3 separate regions of the Mus musculus genome follow, and regions 1 and 3 are each linked to region 2. A link is a loop called in an ENCODE intact Hi-C map of the cell type or tissue named here. Cell type or tissue: heart. All regions are shown on one strand. Each heading gives the region's core, and the rest is flanking DNA. Links, peaks and the distances in the headings are about the cores only.

Region 1 (5,519 bases), core at 328-5,327, 99 kb after region 2:
TATTCAGAGCTTTTTTTGTTTTAAAAAGATGCATCGTTCTCAAATAAATAACAGTATTATTGGCAGCTAACTTTTTCAACAGAATCAATAAAACCCAGAAGATACTGGGATGGTTTCTTTAAAAAGGGGGGGGGAAGCAAACTTAAGATTTCTATATCCAGTGAAAATAGAGGGGAATTCTATACTTTCAGAAATTAAGGTAAATATTTTTGGCTAAATTGACATTTTCATGAAAATAAAAACATAGAGTGTTCATCATTAGCAAACACATTCTAAAAGGAGAGATGGGTAAAGGAAATTATTAAGATGGATGTGAAAAGAACCCCAGCCTAAAAATCAGAAATTCAGGAAATAATAAAAACCCAAGAAAAAGACCATCTCTCAGAACTGGAGTAGACACCCATCACCACTCAAGTACAGCACACAGTTTGTTTCTGTGCCTTGCTTTCTTCTCTATCCATCATCTGAGGCCACATTAACACCATAATCCCTTCACTGGCCACGGCCTCATCCACATCTCATCTACCCCTTCAGTGCCACACTGCTAGCAGCAACACATTTTATCCTGTTATGTGTGAATTTCACCTTATGGATCCTAGTTTCTTGGAACATAAATTTGACATCCTTTTTGTACCTATTATAAGTGACCTATGTACTATATCCTAACAAATATCTATTGAATTGTTAAATTTGATGAAGAATATTTTGGTAATGAACAGTTGTCCATCATGTGTTCTAGCACAGACCCTTCCAACCACTAGTTGATATATATTTTTTACCCCAGGGGGCTGTAGAGAAGGCTTAGTAGTTAAGAACTACTGCCTTCCAGATTACTGCATTAAATTCTTTGTGCCCATGCTGGTGATCCATAGCCACCTGCAAGTCTAGCTCCAGGGGGATAGGAGCCTCTGTAAGCTCCCACACATGCATGCACATGCACATACCCATCCCTCCACTTGCATCCATCTAATACAGGTGATTTTTAAATTAATTTTTATTATGAGATTTCATAAAGACAACTAAAACAGACAAGAGAAACCTTTAAGTTATTCTTGGGAGGAAGACCCACCTGGGACAGGTCGGATGCTCACATCTTATCTTTAGCCTTCTGAAGTTCATCTGATGGTTGTTTGGTAACATTGTATCACTGTCAAAAGTCTAAGGCTGGTTGAAGTATATCCACAGGTGTGGCTTTTATGCCATTCTAATATGAGTCATTGTACTATTCCTGGATGCTAAAGAAATAAAAGGCAGGGGCCTCGAGATCTCCAGGGAATGGGAAATCTAATTGGAGCCTAAGACATACACACATAAAACAACCCGAGAAAGAATCCAAAGGAATATTTTAGCTGCAGGAAAATATGGTATAGTACAGACTAAAGCTGTAACTGATAAGTCTTTTGAGAAAATCACGCTTGGGATGTGGGGACCTCTCCCTGTCATCTTAGTGGCAATGTGTTTTTTAGATTCAGTCTCATTATATAACCCTGGATGGCCATGTCAGCCTCCCAAGTGCTGGGATTTCAGGTGTGTGCCACACACAACAAGGCTTCACGGTCATTGAAAAAGTGGTGAATCCTGGGTTTGAAGGCTAGAAGGGAGTAGGTAGAAGAGAAGGGGCATGGGTACTTTTTAATTTTGTTTGTCCTAACCAGAAAGGAGCACCCAGAAAACTCAGAGGTGAGATCATAAGTCATGGTTAGGCAACTACAGAAAGACAGTCTTGAGGAATCAAGAAAATATAGGAGGCTAGAGAGAACGTTGATAGAAGACATCAAATAGGTTTGTTTTTGAAATAATGTGGATTTCTCTTTCCCTTTTCAGTAGAAATAACCTTTACTGTCAATGGCCCAGTCAGACCCCTTAGCTGATATAATGATGATCCCAGCTTCCTAGGCTATTATTTGCAATAATTTCTGCCTTATGAGTGTAATGGGAAAAACACATTGCAAAGTGAATTACTTTTGAAATGTATTGCATGCTGACATTTGGGAAATTAGGTCCTGAATACAATGCGTCTTGATTATTTGATGTGCATTCCCACCATGAAAAAAAATTAATTCAGTGCAACGATTCCAAGAAGAAATATCTGCATGCTACATTAAAGCCCTGTTCCTTAGCAAGAGTCTGCCCCCAACTTTAGGTCACCATTCAGACAAATAACAATGGGCAGGAACTATTATTCCCTGCCTAAGTAATCTACAAGGGTCTGAAGCGTCCAGAAATGCCCTCATTCAAACATATTAGCCCATCTGTGCATCCATTCTGTTGCATCCCTTCTCTTGTGCACCAACTGCTTGCATGCCAGCAATGCCCCATGCTCAGCTGGCTTCCATTCACTTGCTGGAAAAAGCACAACCAAACTCTCATATGAAGAACAAATCACTCTTTGCTTCACCATTGCCACTCAGCAAATTCCTCTGACACTCTTGGCTCATCTTGTTATGAATAAGCATGTGCTTTGGCCCTTCCTCTTCTTGTGTAAGCTTTTCTGCTGCTAGGCTGCTGGACTGAGCACCAGCAATTTCAGAAATCCTGGCTACAGAAGCCCAGGTCAGGGCTGAGTCTGAGGAAAAGGCTTTTGAAATAGCACAAATGCTTCCCTTCTCAGCCAAAGCTCCCTTGTTTACTGAACATGTCTAATGAGCGTGTGAAACAGAGCAATGTTGTGAGAGAAAGAGGAGATGGGTAGGGAGAGAATAGAATCTCATATGAAGACAGGAAATCTGGACATTAACAGAGAATGCTAAACAAGAATAAGGAAATGAAGCAACAGTGAAGGGCCACTGATTTCCATGTACAAAAGACCAGGTTGGCCAGTGTGGTGGTGCATGTCTTTAATGCCAGCACTAGGGAGGTGAAAGCAAATGGATCTATGTGAATTCAAGACTTCCCAGCCTACAGAGTGAGCTCCAGGACAGCCAGGGCTACACAAAAAAACTCTGTTTGAAAAACAAACAAACAAACAAACAAACAACCCAACAAAACAACAAAAGACCAGGTTGTTGTTTTATACCATTAAACCATTAACCACGTTCCCCATTCCTTTGAGACCATGTCTTGTTGTATAGCCCATGAGCTTATGATCCTCCCGCTTCAGTGCTTACATTGTAAGTATATGCCAACATGCGCAGTCCATAACCATGCATTTTATGTGTATGAGTGTTCATATGTGTACACATGTATGGAAGCTAGAAGTCAAAGCCGGGTGTCTTCCCAAATGCTCTCAACCGTACCTTTTGTGGCAGGACCTCTCACTGAATCCAGAGCTTATCAGTTCAACCAGAAGAACTGGCCAGCAAGATCCAGACATCTTCCCCCTCCGCCCCTGCCCCCCAAAGCTGGGATTATAAAGGTACACCACTAATGCCTGCTTTCTACTAGGGTGCTGGAGATCCAAGTCTAGGTCCTAATGACTGTGTGGCAAACATTTTACTGACTGAGTTCTCTCTCTAACCCCGTAATCATGTCTTTGCATAAAATAAGATCCACACCATGAATCTGTATCTTAGAGGTAGAGGAACCTCAGTTTGAATCCTGGCTTTACTGTTAATTAGATTAGTGATCTTTTTTTAAAATATTATTTAACCTCTCTAAGTTTCTGCTTCCTGATAAGATGGGAAAGTGAATACTATCTGCCACAACAGGATTAGTGTGAGATAAAAAGATAATACCTATAAAAAGCGTCCTGTGCTACAGAGCATGCAGCACACACAAAACAAAATCTTGCTGTGTTCCTTTTGAAAAATTTAACTTCTTTACAGTAGATTGATTTAAATCCACCAATTAAATGAATCTCATATTACCTTTTAGGATAGTAAGTTATCATCTGTCTGATCTTTCTGATACATTTGTTTTCACTGAGTTGGTTTGTAACTGTCTATATAAATGTATCTCTAATTAAGTGTTTCTCTAGAGCAATGATTCTCAACCTGTGAGTCTTGACCCCTTTCGGGTTGAACGACCTTATCACAGGGTTTGCCTAAGACTATCTGAAATAATGATTATAATTCTTAACTGTAGCAAAATTAGAGTAAAATTAACTGTAGCAACGACATAATTTTGTGATTGAGAGTCAGTACAACATGAGGAACTGTACTAAAGGGTTGACACATTAGGAAGGTTGAGAACTATTGACCTAGAAGATCAGACATATGTTTATTTTTGAGACAGCCTCAAACTATGTAGCTCAGGCTAGCCTTGAAGTCACAATCCTATGGCCTCAGCTTTCCAAATGCTGGAACTAAAAGTATGTGCTACCAAAGCCTGCTCAGGCATGTGTTTAATAAATAGTTATTACGAGCTGGATACGATACACATCTGTAATGCTAGGACTTGAGAGGCTGAGGCAGAAAGAGGCCTGGACTACATAATGAGACCTTACCAAAAATGTTAATGTAGTTCACAGTTTCCTGGAGACATATTAGGTGAGTACTCTTAACTGTTGAATTCTGGGTAAAATATAGACACACACAGACCCACAGACATAGACACAGACACAGACACACAAAATCCCAGGTTCCCATTACAAAGGTGGCATCTTAAAGAACAAGAGGCTCCAGCAGAGTAGTGGCGAGAGAAATTAGGTAGCTTAGATCCAAGATTCCTTGCTTACTGGGCACAGGTTCTGCATCATCTTTCCAGGCATCTTATACTTAAATGTTGTCTAAAACAGGGTCATTATCTCAGCCTGCAAACTTCTTACTCTATATGTTTTTTCCTCAGCAATGGCACCACCAGCCACCTAGTGACCCGAGTCAGGATCTGAGTCACCCCAACTCCTGCCTCTCCTCAGTCTACATCACACCACAGGTATAGTTTTACTTAGTCGGTATTTAACGGATCTCTCTGCTGTTACTGCCATCATACTGACTCTTATGCTTTTCATTCGAGGACCCACCATTTCTGTCTTGGTCTTCTGCTCTCGCTGACTAACTATGCTGCCCTCATATCAGTCTTATTCATGGTTGCCAGGACCACGTGACGAAAATACACCTGGCAGGGACAGTTCCTAGTTGAAGTCTTCAGCAGCTCTCTACTGCCTCTAGAACGAAGCCCGGGTTTCCTAGGATAGCCCTCTTGATCCCAAAGCTCACTTCTCACCCAATCCCGACGAAGTTCAATTAAAATGAAGGGTTTATGTGATTGTCTCCTGTTTTAGGCCCTGGGCTCTTGAAAGGTAGTGACAAAATCCTATCATCTCTCCATCTCAGCATCCAGCAGTGCCCACAAAAAGGTTGGAAAAAAAAAAAAAGATGACATGAGGGAGGGAGGAAGGGGCAAGAATGGTGAGGTTAGGAATGAGGAGGCGGGACATGATCAAGATACGTTGTATACATATATAAAATTGTCAAAGAATAAAAAAAAATTAAGATGAAAATGAAATGGTAGCATTAGGTGTGAATTCAATGGGTCAGTATATTTTTAAAATGGTTTCTATAAAATATTAAAATAGAGGCTAGAAAGATAGCTTAAAATTAATATATATTTGGATTTACTTTATTTTACGTATATGAGTG
Region 2 (5,519 bases), core at 131-5,130:
GCATTTCCCAAATACTGGGGTGACAGACATTCACTACCAGACCCAGATATGCGGGTGATGGAACCCAGGCTTTCTGCACGCTAGGCAAGTACTTCACCTTTGAGTGTCATCTCTATTCCTCCACTTTGTTTTTTAGGACTGGGCTCTCACTGAACCCAGAATTTACTGATTCAGCCAGATTAGCCCTGGAGCCCCAGGGATTTTATCTCTCTCTGTCACTCCCTCAGTGCTGGGATTACATACACACAATGCCTGCCTAGATTATTTTTTTAAACATGGGTGCTGGGGATTGAAGCTCAGGTCCTCATGCTTGCATAACAAGCATGTTATCTGCTAAGCCCTCCAAGTCTGTTCCTAGGATGCACTGACTCTCACTCTCTTGGCTTCCTAGTTCCTCTCTTTCCTGGTCTTTGGCTTGCCTTCCTCTTTACCCTCTCTCCCTCCCGTCCTCAGCCCCGTTTCCCCTTTCTTTTCTGCCTTTCTCATCACAAGTCAGCATTACTTGCCAAACCACAGATCTTAGATTTCTCTTTCCCAAACAAATTTCTTGGCTGGTTTTGTAGATTTTAGTAATTGGGTTTTGCCTTCTACCGACTCCCTTCTCTGTTCCCTTCACCTCCTCGAAACTCTCTTCTTCATTCTATACCCCCTCCCTGGTCTAACCCGCCCCCCCCCCCCCCCCGCCCCAGGTCAGGGGTTTCAAGCGAGTCTAGAAAAGCAGTCCTCCTCCAGCTTTGTGACAAAGACAGGGTTAACTTCCATGAACGGAACGGGGTAACCTCAGGTGAATGACATGAGTCTTCCTTCCTCTGCACGGGGTAAGGCAGTTCTTGAAACCCAGACAGAACAGAAGGTATCACTAAACTGCATCTCTTCTGTGGCTCACTGCACCCCCTGAGTCAGGATAATGAGAGAACATTCTTAAAACATGACTTAACCACGCTCCATCCTCAAACAAATTCCTGGATGTGCGGAGCTCACTCTCCCAGCAAGCCCGAGCACAGGCCTGTCAACAACCCTCACAAAACCACCTTCCAGCTGCGTAGTCTGCGTTAGCACAGTGTTTTCAAGACAGCCAGGCAATGTGTCCAGCGGCCATAGTTTGGGGCCTCTTTTAGCTATGCTTTCATAATGTGGTGGCTGGGTCTCTGCCTTGAGGGGATTTTGGGGGGGTTGAGGGGGGGATCCCCTGACTTCACACTTTAGTGAGTTCGTCTTGGAAAAATTCTTGTCAGACAGGGGGGGAAAAAAAACAAGGTAATGCTCATTTCCAGAATCAAGCAGCAGAGAGTCACACACAACTCTAGTGTGTCCTTTATTTCATCAACATCCGTGTGTGTGTGTGTGTGTGTGTGTGTGTGTGTGTGTGTGTGGAGTGGTGTGTAACACAAGTGGCTTATCTGTGTGGTTTTTAAGAAATTAACCTAATTGAAAAGTGATTAAATTAGAGAGAAAGGAAAAAGCATTTGGTTGGCATCATTTGGGTCAGAGGCCACCGCTAATGCAATATTTCACCAATTGACTCATTGGTAATTCTCTCATTGATGTGATTTCATTTCTCAAATAGCTCTTCTCGTGGCAGACTTGCAGGCAGTACACTGTACAGATGCCTCATAATCATTCCAATGTGTTTACTGAAAAATTTTAAAAGCAATTAAGCCATTTAGTGTGTGTGTGTGTGTGTGTGTATGTGTGTGTGTGTGTGTGTGTATGTGTGTGTGTGTATGTGTGTGTGTGTGTGTGTATGTGTGTGTGTGTATGTGTGTGTGTGTGTGTGTGTGTGTATGTGTGTGTGTGTGTGTGTGTGTGTGTGTATGTGTGTGTGTGTGTGTGTGTGTGTGTGTGTACCACATCCACACAGAGATTTTTACAGATGCTCACACAAGGGCCCTGAGTGGACGCTAGGACAAGTGTTGGACTGAGATGCTGTGATCCCTTCATGCATTTCAAAGAGCTTCGTGCAGACTAATGTTAAGCTTTTCTCATACCCATTGAATATACCATTATCTCTCCTTAATACACTGAAGCAGCCAGAGGACAAAGAGTCTCCCTGTATTCCTCACTCAAGGCCACACACTGTTGCTGGAGCCCTGAGCCTTCTCATTGCCTGCCACACATTTGCGGCATTATCTCAAAAGCCGAGATACACTGACGGGTCATTTTGTTAATAAATTATGATAACCCTCTGATTGTGGCAAAAGTTTTGCTATGCTTTGCTTTTTCTTTATTTTAAAGCAAAACAAGTTGTCCTGATGATCTTTTTCACAGAGACCTCTGGTTCATAGGGTAAGACAGTGAGGCGGGCACACAAGCACAGAGCAAGGGCAGCAGCAACATTCTGGCAGCATCTAAACGGCTATGTGTATTCACCAGTGGTGATATCTTCATGTCCCAGCATGCCCTACCCCTCTTCTCCTTCATCTTTGTTTAAAACATATCAGAGTTTGGAAATGCCTACTTTGAAACAGAAGTTTGTAACCTCCTTCACTTGAGTGCCATGTCAGCAAGACATTCTTTTGGTACCCCCAAGTTTGCAGGGAAAGCCCTTTGGGTGTAGTCCCTCGTCAAACGTTTATATAAGCACTTCAGGGCCAAGCTGAGGCCTCCCAGGAGACTAAGAAGTAGCCTTTGTGCCTGTGGGGGAGGAAGGTAGATAAACAGGACCTTAGAGTCAGCTCAACAATAGAAGTAGGTGTGGGACCCTGGAGGGCAGAGGAAGACTGGACCAACGGGAAGATTCTCACGGTGTGCGGGACAGCGGAAGGGCCTCTGAGGATTGCCCCAGGCCTGCCACAGTGCCTGCTGGTGGGCAGTTCCTTCCCATGGAAACATTTCACAGCAGTGCCAGACACTGTCTAGTCTGGGAGCTGGGTGGCGATAGTCTTCACCTCTGCCAGCCCTTGTGCCCATTTCCTGACTCTCACGTGTTCCCTCCCCTCCCTGTCTGGCGGAAACCTCCAAACCATTTTATCAACATCGGCCTACAGCCACCAGCCCCTGCTTACTGAATGGAGTTGATCTGAAACTATGTAGTATTTGTTGTAAGAAAGAGGTGACTGATCTGGATGCACCCGGAGCACGCACATACATCAGGGTATCTGCAGCTCTTTTGGCTTAGGGCAAGAAAGAGTTCCTGGGAGAGCTAAAAGCTCCTGGCTCCCCTGGTCCATGTATTCTGGACCGTAGCCTGCTTTTCCTGCCTTTGGAACTGGCCCTGTTTCCATAGAATTCAGCCTGACAGGCTGTCCCTCCCTGCTCTCCATTGTGGCTGCATGATAAGGCCAGGGTGGGGGCCCATTAACCACCAGACTCAGACCTTTGGGCTGGAAGTCCCCCAAGGCTGGAGAAACAACTGTTTTGAAGCCTTGCTGAGTACCAGTGACAAGGCAGTCGCTGGAAGACACAATTAGATGCTGTCCTCTCTGAAGGCATCCTCTAATTTAGCTCTTTGTTCAGGGTTTGTAGGTTCCTATTTAAGGGCAGGACTGGCAGAGAGCCTGTGGATGTGGGAAGTGTGAAAACAGGTAGAGGTGCCGAGATGGCACTCCTCCTGGGTGGTGGAAAGAAGGGAGAAACGGCAAAGTATTCCCCACAGCTCTCCATAGGATTGTCCCCTCCCCCCAGTCCCCGCTCCAGGCTTTATTTGGGTATGCAAGACTGTCTACATACATCAAGTGTAGTCAACTCTAGAGACTCACAGGCTCTGGATCCATGGGCTTAAACAACTTACCACAGATGGGAAAAAAAGATGTGTGTGTGTGTGTGTGTGTGTGTATGTATGTATGTGTGCATGTGTCTGTATATATATGATAGTATGGATGATAGGTATATATTTATACATAATATAAAATATTATGTATATATATATGGGGACAGAGTGAGAGGGGATAGAGAGAAAGTATCATATAACTCAGGCTGGCCTTGAACTTGCTATGTTGCTGGAGGTGACCTTGAACTTCTAATTCTTCTTCCCTTAGAGTGCTTGGATTATCGGTATGTGCCAACACCCTAGGTTTCTGCAGTACTAGGAATCCAGCCTAGGCTCTCTGGCTTTTTAGGCAGGCACTCTACAGACTGAGCTACATCCTATCCCAGATGGAGAATGTTTTTCAATGAGTCTATACCAGAACATATATCTTTCTTGTAAAAATTCCTTAAACAACACAATTCAGCAACCATTTCCGCAGTACTTACATTGTACTAGATATCATATGAATGCTACAGGTGACTTAAATATATATGGAAGGATTAAAACAAGACATGGTGGTACATGCCTGTAATCCTAACATTCCAGAGGCAGACGCTAGTTCCGGGCTAGCCTGAGCTATGTTGGGAGTTTAAGGTCAGTTTGAACTGCATAGCAAGAGTTTGTTTCAGAGGCTGGGGAGATGCTTCAACAGGACAAGCATGTGTGTCAACAAGCCCGGTGGCCTGATTTGGATCCCCAGGACCCATGTGAAAAACTGGACTTGGTAGTGCACAGGGACGCAATCCCTCTGTGCCCTTACCAGGAGATGGGGATCAGACAGGGGAAATGCTGGAAACTTGTGGGCAAGATAACGTGGTGTATGCAGCAGTGGACAATAAGAGACTCTGTCAAGAAACATGGTGGAAGGTGAGCGCTGACACCCTCAGTTGTCCTCTGACTTCCTCATGAGTACCATGGCATGCCCCTCCCCAAAGAGAGAAAAAGAGAGGCAGCTATGTCCACACTGTGTGTGTGTGTGTGTGTGTGTGTGTGTGTGTGTGTGTGTGTGTGTGTGTGTGTGAAATGTCAGCTCTTTGCTGGCATTCTGACAGATGAGCCATTACCAGTGTGAATGGCTATTCCAGTTTCCTGGTCATTGCTTTCCAGCTAGGATGAACACAGAATTGGGGGGGGGGGATCTCTACGATAATATTAAATCATGCCTTTCCCTGTCTCTCTGTGTTGGAGTCTCTTAGTGAACAGTCTAAGACTGATGTCTGGACTTCCTCTCAGAGACTCAGATACATTGGCCCTGAGTAGGGGTGAGGTGATTTTTAAGTCTCCCAAGTGATTCTAACTTACAGCTTGGGCTATAAAAGTAGAAATGGGACTGGGGAATGGCTTAGTTGAGACACTTGCTGTGTAAGCATGAAGGCATGTGTTTGGATCCTCATAACCCATGTAAGAACACTAGGCATGGAGGCATGTGTTCCTAACAGCATTACTAGGGAGATGGAGACAGGTGGCTTCTAGGAGCTCGCTGCCCAGCTAGTCTACCTGATTCCCTGAGTTCCAGCTTCTTTGAGAAATTCTGTCTCAAAAAATAAAGTGGAGAGTAGCCATGGAAGACATCTAACAGGTACTTCTGGCCTCTGTACACATGCGCCTGCACCTGCACATATGTATATCACACACACACACACATGAACATGCACATACATTGCGCGCGCACACACACAACTGAAACACCCCTTAATTTTAGTCTGATTTAAGTACTTCATCTCATGTCTCTCAGCTTTGGAGCAAGCAGAGTCAGGCCTTAAATCCTGAC
Region 3 (5,519 bases), core at 207-5,206, 100 kb after region 2:
TGTAATACAGACCTATGTAATTTGTTCTCTCACACATACTGCCTTTTGGAGATTGTATTATAATGTATTTCCACTCTTTTTTTTTTTTAAGTACTGAAGATCAAACTTGAGTGTGTATGTTAGACACATTCCCTGCAACCGAGTTATCACCAGCTCCATATTTTCCTTAGCTGCAAAGAATTTAAAGTAGCAATTATAGCAGAAGTAGCCTTTGACTTAGTAGACAAGAGTCTGAGGCTATGCTCTGGTCATTTTCTTCTGATATTATGGCATATTTGCAAATGTATTTAACCCATGGTCTAATACATTAGGGCCTTTACGAGGTGGTTAGTTTGTGAAGGCAGAGCCCTCATGAGCAGGATGAATGGCCTTATAAAAAAATCCTCCCAGACTCGCACACTGTCCCTTGTGTGAGAAGTCAGGGAGATGATGCCTGGAAGCTGGCCCTCCTCATCTGAGCTATCATTTGCTACTGCCTTGATCGTGGACTTCCCTGTCTCTAGACCTGTGAGCTAGGAACTTAGGTTGTTTATAAGGCACGTACTTTATGGTATTTTATTACAACAGCTTGAAGGAACACAGGCTCACTGATCCCAAACAACACAAAACCTAGGTTCATTGAATTTGCAGGACAGAAATGAGTGCATGCAATCCAAGTGAAGAAGACAGAGCAATGAGGAATTCACTGTAGTCTTTTTCTCCTGGAAAAGTCGGCGTCATAGTTTATGTGGTAACTGCTGGCTGAGTCTTTAGTTAAGTAGGATTAGTAGCGAAAGAGACACCTGCCATAGGTCAGAAAGGCAGCCCAGGGGCAGGCAAATTTTCAAAAGGAATGTGCTAAGAGTTTACTCCTGGAGATAAGTAAGTCAGTAATTGGGAGAAAATAAGGACTTGACGGAACGGGACAGCTGAGAGTCAGTCCCAGATGAGTTGAGCAATCTTCTCTGCATTCTTCAAGCCGACCAGCCTCGAAAACTAGAACAAAAACAACTATTAAACTACCCGACCAGTTTGGCAAGGCTGGAAGGTCAAATATCAAGATACTGAACAATTTTATTTTTAAATACCAGCACTAAACAATCTTTTTTTTTTTTTTTTTTTTAAAGAGTGTCATTTACAATAGCATTAAAATAACAGGGCATATAAAAATCCAGTAAACACATGAAATGTATTTTTCATATTTTCATTATTTTTTAAAGTCATGTGTATGGAGTCTATGTGTTTGAAGTGCAGGTGTCTGCCGAGGCCAGAGGCATTAGTTGCCCCGAAGCTTGAATTATAGGCGCTGTATAAATCACCTGTCACCTGATGTGGGTGCTGGGAACTGATCTAGAATCCTCCATAAGAAGCAGTGCACATTCCTAACCACTGCACCATCTCTCCGGCCCCAAAACTATGTTTACATTTTTTCATTATATTTAATTATTTACTTTGTGTCTATGCATATGTCTGTGTGTGCACACAAGTGTCATGGCACACTTGTGAAGGTCAGCGGACAATTTGCGGAAACATTTCTCTCCTTCCACCGTATGTGTCCCAGATATGAAACTCAGGTTGTGAACCTTGGCAGCCTGTGCCCTTACTTACTGAGCTGTCTCACTGGCCTAAATATGTTCCACTGTCATTAGCCAGTATGAAGATGCCATCCAAAACTAGAATGAAAAACCACTTCACATCACTCGGACAGCTGTAGTAAAAAGGACAAAACTGGGTTGGGGCAGGTGGGGCTGGAGAGATAGCATAGCAGTTAAGAGTGCTTCCTGCTCTTCATAATTAATTCCAAGCACATTAAATGGCTCACAACCACCTGTAACTCCAATACCCAGGAGAGCTGACCCTTTCTGGCCTCGTTGCATGTATGCGCGTGCGCACATGTGCAGGAATGCGTACATGTGCAGAAACGCGTGCGTCCATGCACACACACACACACACACACACACACAAAATAAAAAGACAAATGTCAGTATTGGTAAGCATGTGAAGAAACGGAAACTGATATAAATTGCTGGTGGGAATTTAGAAATGGCACAGTTGCTTTGAGAAACAGCTTAGTAGTTTATCAGACACTTAAACACATGACACCACCACACAATCCATTGATTTGTGGGTATATCACAAAAGAATTGAAAAATGTGTGCTCACACAGAACACGTGCACTAATGTTCACAGTGCCACTGCTCATATTATTCCAAAGTGAGAACCAGCACAGACAAATGAAAGTGTCTTATAGACAGAGTGCCATCCAGCCACTTAGAGTACAAGGCAGGTATGCTGGTGCACATCTCTAATCAAAACGGGAGGTGGAGGCAGGGAGATCGAGAGTTCAAAGGTCAATCTAGACCACAGGAGACCCTGCCTCAAACCAAACCAAACCAAACAATCAAACCAACCACCCTGAAAGGAAAACAGCAGAGAATAAGGACACACACCACAGCAGGCCTGGACTTCAGTAACATTAAGCAAAGTGAAGGAAGCCGTTCGTAAGTCATCGTGTACTGAATGCCTTCAGGTGTGATAAATGTGGAGCGTAGTAGATAGAGAGGGTTGGGGAGAAACAGGGAGTGGCTAAACAGGAGTGTTGGAAGTAGTCTAAAACGTATCGCGATGACCGAGCCCCTGGAAATATGATCAAAATCACTGACTTTGAATAAGGAATTGGATCTGTGAATTATAATTTAATAAAATATCATAGCAGAAAAGAGGATCAAAAAAGTCACTTAATTAAAAAACTGGCTGCTTTTTATACATTTAAAATAAAATAGAGGTTTGGATGAAGAGAGGGATAAGAAACCAAAACCCAAACCAAACCAAACCAAAACAAAAACATCTCACTACTGGTTTTGTTTTTCTGCCTTGAGTCTGGTCACAGTTGGAGTGACTGGGTTGACATGATGGATTGCTTGAGGAAAGAACAGGAAGGTTAATAAAACCAGATTCAAACAGGACAGGAGTGGTCGAGGTGGTAGTGAAGAATCCACATCTGCAGGTTCAGCCCGACTCCATCTCTTGCTGTAAGGCTGCTCTTGGAAGCAGCTCTCCCACCCTTCCTGTTCTCGTCAGGGCCTTGAAAGCAGAACCGACATATGCTGGCACAGTTTATCCCAGACCAGCCCCTGGCTTCTATGCCAGATTTAGCCTTTGGCAACTTTCTGTTGAGAGTCCCAGAGGACTTGTTTGACCTCCTTTTGGAAAGCTGCAAGGGAATTCACTTCTGGACTGTGGCCCAGCGAGTGGCTCAGCGGGCTGCCTAATTCTCTATTAAGTTAATGATAAAGTGTACCTGAGCACAGGCCGTGGCAAGGCCAAGTCCCTATATGTGCAGTTTGGACTAGGAATTTTCCAGTTACCTAAAGATAGTTCCCAACATTAAGTATTGTGATCAATTTTAAAAAGAACTCTTTGAAAAATGTATTTTCCTGCCTCTCCCTCCCTGACTTTGGCTCTTCTCTTTTGGTAATAAAAGCATTGTGTGACTATTGTAGAAAACTTAGAAGCATCTCTAGAGCCAGCTCTTTGTTTAGTGTGTTCTCTCAGACAAGTCTGTATGTTTATAAGCACAGACACACACATATGTGGTCCACCACAGCAGGTTCTTTACTTATATGTATGTGTACATATGTGGTGCCATGCATGATGCCACAACACACTGACAGAGGGTAAAGGACAGCTTGCAGGGGTTGGCTCTCTACTACTTTGTAGGTTCCAGTGATGAAACTCAGGCTAATCAGGCCTTTGGCAAGCGCCTTTACCCATCTCCTTGGTCCCATAGCAGTTATTTCTATTTTTTTAAAAATAATAACATATATGGGATCATATTCTGTTTCTGGGTGGGGAGTGTATTTTCTGTTCCATGTAACAACATATTTTGGAGATCCTTACAGGTTGGTATGTATAAATCAAATGTATTCCTTTTAATGTTTGTGTAACACTCTGTAATATATATACATATATATATATATATATGTGCTTATATATATACTTATATATACACACACCATTTCCTACTGATGCATATATCCTATATTTCTATTTTAAAGATTTATTATATATAATTATGTATATGCATGCGTGTCTTTGTGTAGGTATGCACATGGGAGTACAGGTGTCCGTGAAGGCCAGAAGAGCGTGCTGGATGCCCTGGAGCTAGAGCGGGTGGTTAGCAGCATAGTGCTAGTGCGAGGAACAGAACTTGGGTCCTCAACAAGAGCAACCTGCACTCCTAACTGCTAAGCCATTTCTCCAGCTATTTTAATTTTTTATTATCAAGATTATCACAATACATTTTCATGCATAGCAAATACTTTTGTAGACATTTTAATATGTTAAGTAATGGTTCTCAGCCTGTGGGTCAGGATCCCTTTGGAGTCACATATAGATCTCCTGCATATCAGATGCTTACATTATGATGCATATCAGCAGCAAACTTAATTATGAAGTAGCAAGGAAATCATTTTATTATTGGGGGAGTCACCCCAATACAAGGAACTGTATTAAAGGATCCTAGTGTTAGGAAGGTTGAGACCCACTGGTTTTAAGAGATGAAACTATTTTTATCCATCTGAAATTCATTTTTTTGAACTTGTTTAGAAATAATTTCAAAATTACAAAGAGTCACAATAGCCTCTCCAGCTTGATTCCTCATTGTATCATCTCATCACCTTTCTTTTCTTCCTTTCTTCTTTCTCTCCTTCGTTCTACAAAATACAAGATACACATCTTTTTCTCTGAGCCATTGAGAGTAAAGGGATACAAAGCCCTCCCAAACACTAGGCACCTCATTCAGTGTTTCCTCTCTCTCTCTCTCTCTCTCTCTCTCTCTCTCTCTCTCTCTCTCTCTCTCTCTCTCTCTCTTTCTCTCTTTCTCTCTCAGACAGGGCTTTGCTATGTAGCCCTGGCTGGCCTGGAGTTTTCTATGTAGACCAGGCTGACCTTGAATTTATAGAGATCTGCCTGCCTCTGTCCTCAGAGTACTGAGATTAAAGGTGTGCCACCATGCCTGCCTTTAGTGTGCATATTCTAAAAATAAGGGGATTATTTTACACAAATTTAGCATAAGCATCAGAACCAGGAAAGAGATAACATCATATAAATATATAAACATATTGGTCTCTCCTGTCCAGCATTCCCCCAACTCATTTGAGGCTTGCCATTCCTTGTCTATAATACCTTACTAAGAGAGAGGTGGGGGGGGAGCATAAGGGGAACGGAGGGGAGGGGAGAGAGAGGAGAGGCAGTGAGGAGACCTACTCTTGTCATCCTCACTCTGTTTCACTTGCTCAGTGCCCCTGTCTATCATATTGGAATCCCCTGCAGCCCCAACCCTGCCAGCTCCTGCTTGCTTGGTTCTAGATGTGCCAGTCTTGGCCTATCCTGTTTGCCGCTGAGTCTTCATGCCTTGGCCCATATCAATCGCTGGGAAAGTCCAGTTAATTTACTTCTGAATAGTATGCTGTAGAAGATTTTTTTTTTCTAAAAGAAGAACCAATTGTCCCAACACTCAATGTCAGCCATTTCACTTG

The links. Peaks named below come from ENCODE experiments on the same cell type or tissue, not always from the same donor. Only the 100,000 strongest peaks of a DNase experiment are listed, where the experiment ranks them.
Region 1: a loop joins it to region 2, with 2.1 times the contacts of the local background. A loop is called at or near these places in 2 of 42 quality-filtered maps.
Region 3: it touches region 2 in a loop (2.0-fold over the local background); 3 of 42 quality-filtered maps call a loop at or near these places.

The regions. Positions count from the first base shown.
Region 1 is chr11:105,564,969-105,570,487 of GRCm38, forward strand. It overlaps Gm39422 (a long non-coding RNA gene), which reads left to right. Exons shown (of 4, transcript XR_880251.2): 2 at 3,249-3,355; 3 at 4,726-4,812. Among named protein-coding and RNA genes, the nearest start is that of Gm39422, 14 kb to the left of the region's middle. In heart, for the core only: no CTCF peak of the experiment used is centred there; a DNase peak (open chromatin) is centred at 2,493.
Region 2 is chr11:105,466,512-105,472,030 of GRCm38, forward strand. All of the region lies in intron 1 of Gm39417 (a long non-coding RNA gene), which reads left to right. Among named protein-coding and RNA genes, the nearest start is that of Marchf10, 13 kb to the left of the region's middle. In heart, for the core only: no CTCF peak of the experiment used is centred there; DNase peaks (open chromatin) are centred at 390, 960, 2,670 and 3,240; H3K27ac peaks cover 3,025 bases.
Region 3 is chr11:105,571,302-105,576,820 of GRCm38, forward strand. The region is part of intron 3 of Gm39422 (a long non-coding RNA gene); the gene reads left to right. Among named protein-coding and RNA genes, the nearest start is that of Tanc2, 16 kb to the right of the region's middle. In heart, for the core only: no CTCF peak of the experiment used is centred there; a DNase peak (open chromatin) is centred at 3,160.